Regions from separate parts of the Homo sapiens genome. Here region 2 is linked to region 1. The links are chromatin contacts, found by Hi-C or POLR2A ChIA-PET in ENCODE. All regions are on one chromosome and are shown on one strand. Each heading gives the region's core, a stretch centred on a gene start or an enhancer-like site at or near the end of the contact. The rest is flanking DNA. Distances are from core to core; before and after follow the strand shown. Region 1 holds the start of SNIP1 (Smad nuclear interacting protein 1). Region 2 overlaps INPP5B (inositol polyphosphate-5-phosphatase B).

The links. Hi-C counts contacts between places; a loop is a spot of excess contacts on that map. ChIA-PET counts read pairs that join two places held with the same protein, here RNA polymerase II (POLR2A). Pooled maps may share reads with other maps.
Region 2: a loop to region 1 is called in a map with no recorded cell type, with 4 times the contacts of the local background. The contact joins the enhancer-like site here to the promoter of SNIP1 in region 1. A Hi-C loop is called at or near these places in 1 of 37 single-sample maps with no recorded cell type and 7 of 50 pooled maps. POLR2A ChIA-PET finds 5 or more read pairs at or near these places in 3 of 52 experiments (GM10248, Panc1 and activated B cell).

What each region holds. Positions count from the first base shown.
Region 1 is chr1:37,551,938-37,556,468 of GRCh38, forward strand. SNIP1 (Smad nuclear interacting protein 1) reads right to left here and starts at 2,356. Exons shown (of 4, transcript NM_024700.4): 1 at 2,069-2,356; 2 at 708-810. The coding sequence starts at 2,292. It also overlaps the pseudogene RPS27P9. RefSeq lists a silencer at 2,079-2,138 and an enhancer at 3,610-4,531.
Region 2 is chr1:37,921,210-37,927,347 of GRCh38, forward strand. The region is part of intron 7 of INPP5B (inositol polyphosphate-5-phosphatase B); the gene reads right to left. Among named protein-coding and RNA genes, the nearest start is that of INPP5B, 23 kb to the right of the region's middle. RefSeq lists an enhancer at 4,954-5,193. Within about 2 kb of position 4,811, at least 5 of the 41 ENCODE cell types and tissues checked have a DNase peak (open chromatin) inside an H3K27ac peak, as active enhancers do.

The DNA of each region.
Region 1 (4,531 bases), core at 1,106-3,605:
TGTCTATATAGCAGCTTTATGTGTAATAGCCAAAAAATGGAAACAACCCAGATGTTCTTTAATGAGTAAGTGGCTAAATCCATGCCATTTGGATACCACTCAGCAATGAAATGGAACAAACTACTGAGAGATGCAACCTGAATCAATCTCCAAAGGATTCTGCTGAGTGAGAAAAGACAATCCTAAAGGTTACATACTGTATGATTCCATTTACATAACATTCTTGAAATGACAAAATTATAGAAATGAAGAACAGATTAGAAGTTGACAGAAGTTAAGGAAGGATAAAAGTGGGAGATAAGTGGGTTTGGCTACAAAAGGACAACACGAGGTATTCCTTGCGGTGAAGGAAATGTTATCTTGACTATATCGATGTCAATATTCTGATGATGATATTGTACCACAGTTCTGTTATGAATAGATGTTACCACTGGGAGAAACCAGGAAGAGTATATCTCCCTGAATTATTTCTGACAACTGCATGTGAACCAATAATAATCTCAAAATAAAAAGTTTAATTTAAGCAAACAAGCAGAAAAAATAAATACAGCCAGTTTTCAGAAAAGCCCATCGGAGGTACAAGTAGAGATGTAGGCGAGCGTACGTGCACATGTGTGCACACACACAACACACACACACATTCCTCTTTAGCTGTGATAGGAAAAGGCTCTCAATTTGGACCCATCAAAACACCCCAATCCACTTACCTGCTTCACTTTGACTGTTGAGTGGTGAGGACTTCGGTTTCTCTTACTGCGAGGAGACTTGCTTCTTCTCCCTGAGGCCTTGTTTTTCTTTTTGGGTGGGGACCTATTCAGAGCATGGTACACAGGATTTTATCGCAATTTCCCTTCCCCCATAAAAATTAGCTTCCAGTATCAGGCTTACCTACTAACACAAACACCGCATTTGTGAAGGTCTCTGCCGGTCACATTAAAGGAGTCACGAGGTTCACTTTCCTAGCCCTAACATCTCCCTTGCATTCCATACTCACATAGACAACTGTCTACTGAACCTTCTCACTTAGGTAACATAACTCTTAATTCCCAACCCTTCAAAAACCTTTCCTCTCCTACTCCTTGCCATCTCGCTGATTGGCATCACCATCCGTAAGTCACCCTTGACTCTTTATCCTTCACTACCAACACCCCTACCATCAATAACAATCCCTCCATCCTGTGGTTCTACTTCCTCCCTGTGCCATCTCATTCCTACCACCCACCTTCTTGACCACTATAATCCACCGACACTGGCTTTTTCCCATTTCAATCATAATTCATTCTACTTCAGGTTCTTTGCAGATGTTGTTTCCTCTGCCTGGATCTTTAAGAGGTTGGATCATTCTTATCAGTCAGGTCTGGGCTCAAATGGCACCTCTTTAGAGAGTCCTCCTCCCTCTTCTCTCCAATCTCTCACTATCACATTACTGTTTTAATCTATCAATAATACTTGTTACTAACTGAAACTATTTTGTTTATTTTTTTATCATGTCTCAGGGTTAGAGCATAGCCAATTTGGCATCGGTGAAGATCATCTAACTGAATCACCCTTGCAGCCCCAATACCTAGGGCAGTCTTTAACACTTAATAGGCACTCAGTAAAACTATGGTGAATGAATGCATAAATAAATGAGTCTAGCAAGAAGTAACTTTTTTTTTTTCCCCAGTTTCTGTTAGGTAGCTCGCTTAGACCTCGATGTGAAAACCTTTCTGGCAGGTAACCGGAAAGACAACGCCCACACTCCATTTGTGGGAGGGATGGGGAAAATCTCAATCCAATTTAACAGATTATCAGTGCTATCTGTTGGGCCACACTCTTCGAAGTGCTAGGAACACAAGAATGAAGGAGTGGGATCCTGCCGGTTAGTCATTAGGCGTTGAACACCGAGCTATAATGCAAGTGACAGAGCAAGCATAACACAAGCACGACTGGATCACTCTCAACAGCCCCTCAGGATTAAGTCCGGGCTGCTGCGCCCACCATTCAAAACCTGTTTCGGACGCTAGCCCTGCCCGCCTTTCTGAATGAGCCCAACCCAATGTCCATCCTGGACTGCTCCCCCACTTACCGGCTAACTCCTCGGGCTCGGTTCCCGCGGTGGCCCGAGCGGGCCGGCTCGCTGGTCGGCGGAGACGGGCTACCACCGGAGTGGTCCGGACGGCGGTGGGCGGGAGGTGCGACTTCTGGGCTGAGACGCTCCTGCTTCACCACCACCCCCGCCGGCAGCACCACGTCCCCGTCCCGGTGTCTTCGCCGGCTCCCTCGCTCCCGTTCGCTCTTCACCGCCTTCATTCTGTGATTTTGGCTGGGCGAAAGAAAACAGATCAGTTGAGCTCCTCTAGCTGGAGGAAATGACGAGTTTAACTCCTGGACTTCCGCTTCCGGGGTGCCCAGGCTCCCAGAAATCCTCGCGGCAAAGGTTAAACACGTGACTACTCCCTAGTGGGTGTGGCCGCAGCGACAGGCTTGGGTGGCGGGAGTTTCAAGTTTCAAAAACAAACTTCTGGCTGGGAGTGGTGGCTCACGCCTGTAATCCCAGAACTTTGGGAGGCCGAGGCTGACGGATCACTGAGGTCAGGAGTTAGAGAACAGCCTGGCCAACATGGCAAAACCCCGTCTCTACTAAAAATACAAAAATTAGCCGGGTGTGGTGGCGCGCACCTGCAATCCCAGTTACTCGGGAGGCTGAGGCAAATGAATCACTTGAACTGGAGGCGCAGGTTGCAGTGAGCAGGGATCTCACCACTGCACTCCAGCCTGGGCAACAGAGCGAGATGTCTCAAAAACAAACAACAACAAAAACTGGGAAAAAGCAAACCTCTCAAGGCTGTTTGTTGCCACATTATTAGTAATTACAAAACGTGGAAACAATGTAAATACCAGCAGTAGGGAAGTTAGCCAAATTAATGGGTGTTATGTGGCCATTAGTAAACCATTTACAAACTTTAAAAACCCTGACTTGTTAACGATAAAGCAGGATACAAAATTGTGTGCAAACTATAATTACATTTACATTTGGAAATAGAAGGGAGGAAGAAATGGAAATGCAATCAGAGATGATAACCCATGGGCAAATCATTAGCTTTTCAAATCATTAGCTTTTCCTCTTCTATTTCCTGAACTTTCTGCAATGCTGTTGGGGCTCAGAAACCAAAACCCCAAAATACGGCTCACTGACAAGCTGAACTGAAGAAGCCTCAATGTTCCTTTCCAGTGCCCATCATCTCTCCCAAAGCACAGGTCTTTATCTGCCTAAGATCCAGACTACCAAAAGGAATAATTGTTTCTTTCTTCTCCACCCAAGAATGTAATCACACCTGACCAGAGACCCTTATACTGTCAAAAGTAGCTATTTACAGCCGAGCACGGTGGCTGCAGCCTGTAATTCCGGCGCTTTGGGAGGCCAAGGCAGGAAAATCGCTTGAAGCCAGGAGTTTGAGACCAAACTGCCTAACATAGCAAGACTGTCTCTACAAAAAAATTAAATTTGGCAGGGGCTAGTGGCTCGTGCCTGTGGTCCCAGCAGAGACAGGAGGATCGCTTGAGCCCAGGAGTTGGAGGCTGCAGTGAGCCGTGATGGCACCACTGCACTCCAGCCAGGGCTACAGAGTGAGACCCTGTCTTCAAAAAAACCAAACCAAAACAAAAAAAAAAACACAAAAAACTATTTACAAATTTATCTCTGTTCCCTTATTCATTCATTCTGCCTAGTAATCCCTGAACAGAATTCCTCCTTCTCCCACCCTCACAAACCTGTTTTACCAGGAGGGTATATAAGCTTCTGAACCCTTTTCGGGGTGGGTAATCATACTGTGATTCTCCCCGTGTATACATTTTAAATACATTTGTATGCCTTTTCTCCAATTAATCTGCCTTTTGTGAATTGATTTTTGAGCGAATCTTCAGGGGGCAAAGGGGAGGTTTCCCATTGGCTCCTACTTTGTCATTTCTCCATTTAATTAGAAAAATACTTCAGGCTGGGCGCGGTGGCTCACGCCTGTAATCCCAGCACTTTGGGAGGCCGAGGCAGGCGGACCACGAGGTCAGGAGTTCGAGACCAGCCTGGCCAACGTGGTGAAACCCCGTCTCTACTAAAAATACAAAATTTAGCCGGGCATGGGGGCACGCGCCTGTAGTCCCAGCTACTCAGAAGGCTGAAGCAGGAGAATCGTTTGAACCCGGGAGGCGGAGGTTGCAGTGAGCCGAGATCACGCCACTGCACTTCAGCCTGGGCAACAGAGAGAGACTCCGTCTCAATTTAAAAATCAAAACAAGCCCTTTCTTGCGGTGACGACCTACCCACGAGAACATGCCTCTCGCAAAGGATCTCCTTCATCCCTCCCCAGAAGAGGAGAAGAGGAAACACAAGAAGAAACGCCTGGTGCAGAGCCCCAATTCCTACTTCATGGATGTGAAATGCCCAGGATGCTATAAAATCACCACAGTCTTTAGCCATGCACAAACGGCAGTTTTGTGTGTTGGCTGCTCCACTGTCCTCTGCCAGCCTACAGGAGGAAAAGTAAGGCTTACA
Region 2 (6,138 bases), core at 3,561-6,060, 370 kb after region 1:
GCTACTAATAATGATAACAACAGTAGTAAATTTAGGCTAAACTGTAAGACTTCAAACGCCATGTAGAGTTTGGATTTTACTCTTATGACAAAAAGGAGCTGTTTACCTAGCACATAGTACACAGGGCAGGTAACTCTTGAGTGACATTCATAACACAGGGCACCTGGCATTGAAAAGAATGGAAAAAATCCATTTTTTCCAGTTCAGCTTTGCCACCATCCCAAATTGTTTTGTTACTTTCTTCAAAGTTAAATAACCATGTTTAGTTTTCTTTTTTCATTTCTTTTACATTTCTCAAATATCTCACAGCTTTAAAAAGAAGTGCCATAGATTCTATCATTTAAAATGAACACAGGGCCAGGCGCAGTGCCTCACGCCTATTATCTCCACACTTTGGGAGGCTGAGGTGGGAGGATCACCTGAGGTCAGGAGTTCGAGACCAGTCTGGCCAACGTGGTGAAACCCTGTCTCTACTAAAAATACAAAAATTTTTTAAAAATAATAATGAATAAAATAAAGACCAGGCGTGGTGGCTCACGCCTGTAATCCTAGCACTTTGGGAAGCCAAGGCAGGTGGATCACCTGAGGTCAGGAGTTCGAGACTAGCCAGGCCAACATAGCAAAACTCCGTCTCTACTAATACAAAACTTAGCCAGGCGTGGTGGCGGGCACCTGTAACGGGCTTGCTGGCGAGCGCCTGTAATCCCAGCTACTCAGGAGGTTGAGGCAGGAGAACTGCTTGAACCCAGGAGGTGGAAGCTGCAATGAGCCGAGATCATGCCACTGCACTCCAGCCTGGGCAACAGAGCAAGACTGTCTCAAAAAACTAAAAATAAATAAAAATGAGCTGGGTGTGGTGGCAGACACCTGTAGTCCTGGCTACGTAGGAGGCTGAGGCAGGAGAACCACTTGAACATGGGAGGTGAAGGTTGCAGTGAGTTGAGATCATGCCACTGCACTTTAGCCTAGGTGACAGAGCTAGAATCTGTCTCAAAAAAATGAAAATAAAAATAATAAAAATAAATAAAAGTTAGCCAGACATGGTGGCACATGTCTGTAGTCCCAGCTACTTGGGAGGCTGAGACAGGAGAACTGCTTGAACCTGGGAGGTGGATGTTAAGGTGAGTCGAGATCATGTCACTGCACTCCAGCCTGGGTGACAGAGTGAACTCCGTCTCAAAAAATGAAATAAGCTGGGCTCCGTTTCAAAAAATGAAATAAGCCAGGCGCGGTGGCTCACACCTGTAATCCCAGCACTTTGGGAGGCCGAGGTCAGGAGATTGAGACCATTCTGGCTAACACGGTGAAACCCCATCTCTACTAAAAAATACAAAAAACTAGCCGGGCATGGTGGCAGGCGCCTGTAGTCCCAGCTACTTGGGAGGCTGAGGCAGAAGAATGGCATGAACCCAGGAGGCGGAGCTTGCAGTGAGCCAAGATCGCACCACTGCAGTCCAGCCTGGGTGACACAGCGAGACTCCGTCTCAAAAAAATAAATAAAATAAAATAAAATAAAATGAACACAGACATCTCTAAAAACACATCTCATGCCAAGCAAACCTGTAAGTTCTAGACTGGAAATCCAATTTGCACCCTGTGCAAATCCAATTTAGGCTGGCAAGGACTAAATATGACCAGTTTAGCTTTCAAGGAGGAAGACTACAGTGCAATTACTTTACGGCAACAGGTTGGTTAGTGGTGATAGGCCCCTGGAGAGATGACTTGAATTTTTCCTTCTCAGGCTTCCCTTCAGTGGGCCTTCTGTGAACTGTCTGTGGTCTGGTGATAAAGCTAAAAGAGAAGTGGGCAAGAGCAAACCAGGAAGCGGGGAGGGCAACACAGAGATGCAGAGCATGCTCAAAGAGGAAGGGGGCAGGAGTTGTTGAGGCCACAAAGCACCTTGGGCTAGAAATTGTATGGGTCTCTACAATTCAACCAGAGACAGACATTTTTTGAGCACCTACTGATGTACAAGGCATTCGGCTGTCATTTGGGAAGGAGAGAGAATGCAAAATGCTAAAAGCAGCAAGTTCAAGCTTACAAAAATGTAGCTGAATGAGAAGTCAACAAATAGGTGAAAAAGTACAGGGCTTTATCCAGAAATAATAAGCAGTCAAGTTTGAAGTAAAAGGAAATGAAGATAAGTTGTAGCAGATAAGACCAGACAGAGAAGCAGGCTGAGGTCAGGCAGTGCAGGACTTGACCACTATACTAAGGAATTTGAGCTTTATTCTATAGGCAACAGGGAGTGGTACAATATTGAAGTTCACATACAAAATAGTAGAATACGATCAAAGTTATGTTCTAAGGAGATCCCTAAAGGAGAGGGAAACTTGAGGTTGGGAAGACTTACAAGAAGACTACTGCAACAGTTCAGCTAAGAGGATACCAACATGAATAAGGGGGATTTTGAAATGTGGGTAGATAGGAGAGGCACTGCAGAAAAAAAAAAATGAACAGAATTTGCTTATTAGACATGAGAGCAGAGGGAAGAGTCAAGGATACCCTGAGGTTGTTAGTGACTGCATTCAGAAATATGAAAATGGAGGGAGGAAAGGAGTAAGTGCAGTTCTTTTTTTTTTTTGAGATGGAGTCTCGCTGTGTCGCCCAGGCTGGAGTGCAGTGGCGTGATCTCTGCTCACTGCAACCTCTGCCTCCAGGGTTCAAGTGATTCTTCTGTCTCAGCTTCCCAAGTGGCACGCAGATTACAGACGCAAGCCACCACACCTGGCTAATTTTTGTATTTTTAGTAAAGACAGGTTTTCACCATGTTGGCCAGGCTGGTCTCAAACTCCTGACCTCAGGTGATCCACCTGCCTCAGCCTCCCAAAGTGCTGAGATTACAGGCCTGAGCCACTGTGCCCAGCCAATGCAGTTCTTATCAGGAAGAAATCCCCCTAGGATAGACCCTGAAGACAGCAGCCAGGTTCTCAGTTCTCAGAGGTGAGCATTTACCATTTCTTTTTCTTTTTTTTTTTTGAGACAGAGTCTCGCTCTTGCCCAGGCTGGAGTGCAGTGGCGTGATCTCGGCTCACTGCAACCTCCACCTCTGGGGTTCAAGCGATTCTCGTACCTCAGCCTCTTGACTAGCTGGGACTACAGGCATGTGCCACCCTGCCGGGCTAATTTTTGTATTTTTAGTAGAAACAGGGTTTCGCCATGTTGACCAGGCTGATCTCAAACTCCTGGCCTCAAGTGACCCGCCCACCTCAGCCTCCCAAAGTGCTGGGATTACAGGCATGAGCCACCGCTGCTGGCCAGCATTTCCCATTTCTAATTGTATTTCCCAAATGAAAGCACGTCTAAATAATTAGCATTGCTTAAGTCCTGTGTGACTTTCCAGGAGGCAAACATTCACTCCCATTTTAAAGACATAAGAGGAAAGTTGAGACACACGTTTAATATCGTACAAAGAGGTCAAGCGCGGTGGCTCATGCCTGTAATCCCAGCACTTTGGGAGGCAGAGGCGGGAAGATCACTTGAGGTCAGGAGTTTGAGACCGGCCTGGGCAACACAGGGAGATCTCGTCTCTAAAAACAAAAAGAGGCTGCGCATGGTGGCTCACACCTGTAATGCCAGCACTTTGGGAGGCCAAGGCAGGCTGAATCACTTGAGGTCAGGAGTTCAAGACCAGCCTGGCCAACATGGTGAAACCCTGTCTCTACTAAAAATATAAAAATTAGTCCAGGCATGATGGCTCACGCCTATAATCCCAGCACTTTGGGAGGCCAAGGTGGGCAGATCACCTGAAATCAGGAGTTCAAGATCAGCCTGGCCAACATGTTGAAACCCCGTCTTTACTGAAAATACAAAGAGTAGCCAGACATGTTAGCACATGCCTGTAATCTCAGCTACTTGGGAGGCTGAGGCAGGAGAACTGCTTAAACCCAGGAGGTGGAGGCTGCAGTGAGCAGAGATCACACCACTGCACTCCAGCCTGGGTGACAGAGTGAGACTCCGTCTCAAAAAAATAAAATAAAATAAAAATAAAAATAAATAAAAACAAAAAGAGAAAGTAATAGTGCACCAAGGAACCATGAAGAAAAGAAAAAGAAAAATGTCCAGGCCTCTTGACATCCACTTTGTTTAAATTCTCATCATTGGCATTCCAAGAAAGAAAGTCTCTTCTCATTCATATTTGCTAGCTTCAGTTCATGTATGGATCACCAATAACAAAACTGTTAGAGCGTAATTTATTTTATATATTTATCTATTTAAATTTAGAGATATCACTATGTTGCCCAGGCTGGTCTGGAACTCCTCAAGCAAGACTCCTGCCTCAGCCTCCGAGTAGCTGGGACTACAGGTGCGCACCACTGTGCCGGGCTAACAGTATATTTTAAGTAGCAAAGAAAAACATGCAAGTCAGCTAGCATCTATCCTCCAACAGTACAGTATCTTTCCTCTAATAAATATATTGATGCCTCCCTCTTCCTGAACTGTCCCTCCCTGAGGATTTTTCTGTTCAAAGCTCCACTTCTAACTGAGTGTTTGTGGGTCACCTCACTTGCTCTCAACAATAACTGCAGAATTCCAAAACAAACTGTTTTCAGAAGAAAAAAAGAATCTTTAGGGGGTTCTCTTGTACTAGAAACATAAAACTGGATTAAATGGCCCAAAGAAGGAAAATGGAGAGGGGAACAACAAAAGGAAGAAGAAAAACGAATACAGTTCTCTTTTGTTTAAGGAAACAAAGTGACTTAAAATAAGTTACTTAGGAGCCTGCAGAGCTTCCCACAACGGTGGAAATGATGGGCAATATTTGTTCTCTAAGATAAACAAAAGCAAATTTATTTTCTCCATGCTAAAAGGATATGTTGGTCACACAAGTTTTACCTATTAGTACTGACAAAACAAGATGAAAGAGAGAGTGAGAGAGAAAACCACCCCGGGGGCTATTTTGCTAACATGCTCTCTGGCTTCTACTCTGGTAAACTAGGTTACCCTTTATGTTACCCTGAGATATAAATAGCATTCATTTCCTTTCACTGGCATGACAGACTTTAATACTTTGTTTCCTGGGTCCAGAAGAAAAAATACTTAAACACATCCCCTTGTAAATTTGAGTTACTACAAAGCTGGTTCATTTCTTTTTTTTTTTGAGACGGAGTCTCACTGTCGTCAGGCTGGCATGCAGTGGCGTGATCTCAGCCCACTGCAACCTCCGCCTCCCAGGTTCAAGTGATTGCTTCAGCCTCTCAAGTAGCTGGGATACAGGCGCACGCCACCACGCCCAGCTAATTTTTTATATTTTAGTAGAGATGGGGTTTCACCACGTTGGCCAGGATGGTCTTGAACTCCTGACCTTGTGATCCGCCCACCTCGGCCTCTGAAAGTGCTGGGATTACAGGCTTGAGCCACCACACCCGGCGAAGCTGGCTCATTTCTAATCAACTTTGGATTAAAAAAAAACAAAATGTATTTGCTATTACTGCTTTGTTAAAATAGCCCAGAATGGCCCCTGTGGGACTTCTGAGTAGCCATTTCCTTTTTAGTGCATAGTTCAAAACCCTCCAGAACACAGCTCCAGGTTTTGCATGTACCCAGGATGCAATGCAGGTGAACATTTTACAGACTGACTTGGATAAGTACTGGGCCCTGTACAGGATCCTCAATGGGGTTTTCTGAATAAGAGCAACTTCAGTTGCTAGATGGAAATAATGAGGTATTTCTCCCAAATCAGACTTCACTCTTTTTAAGGAAAGAAAAAGCTGCAAAAGGAAGTTAACAGCATCCCTGGTCATCTAGTGGTTAGGAAGAAAAAAAAAGAAAAGAAAAAAGATGTTAAGAACAGTGAGGCCAGGCGCGGTGGCTCACGCCTGTAATCTCAGCACTTTGGGAGGCCCAGGCGGGCAGATCACAAGGTCAGGAGATGGAGACCATCCTGGCCAACAAGGTGAAACACCATCCCTACTAAAAATACAAAAATTAGCTGGGTGTGGTGGCGTGCAGGTGCATGTATGTAGTCCCAGCTACTAGAGAGGCTAAGGCAGGAGAATTACTTGAACCCGGGAGGTGGAAGTTGCAGTGAGCCAAGATCGTGCCACTGCACTCCTAGCCTGGTGACACAGCAAGACTCCGTCTCAAAAAAAAAAAGGAGCAGTTAAATAAGTGCAGGAGCAGAAAGACTCCTACCAA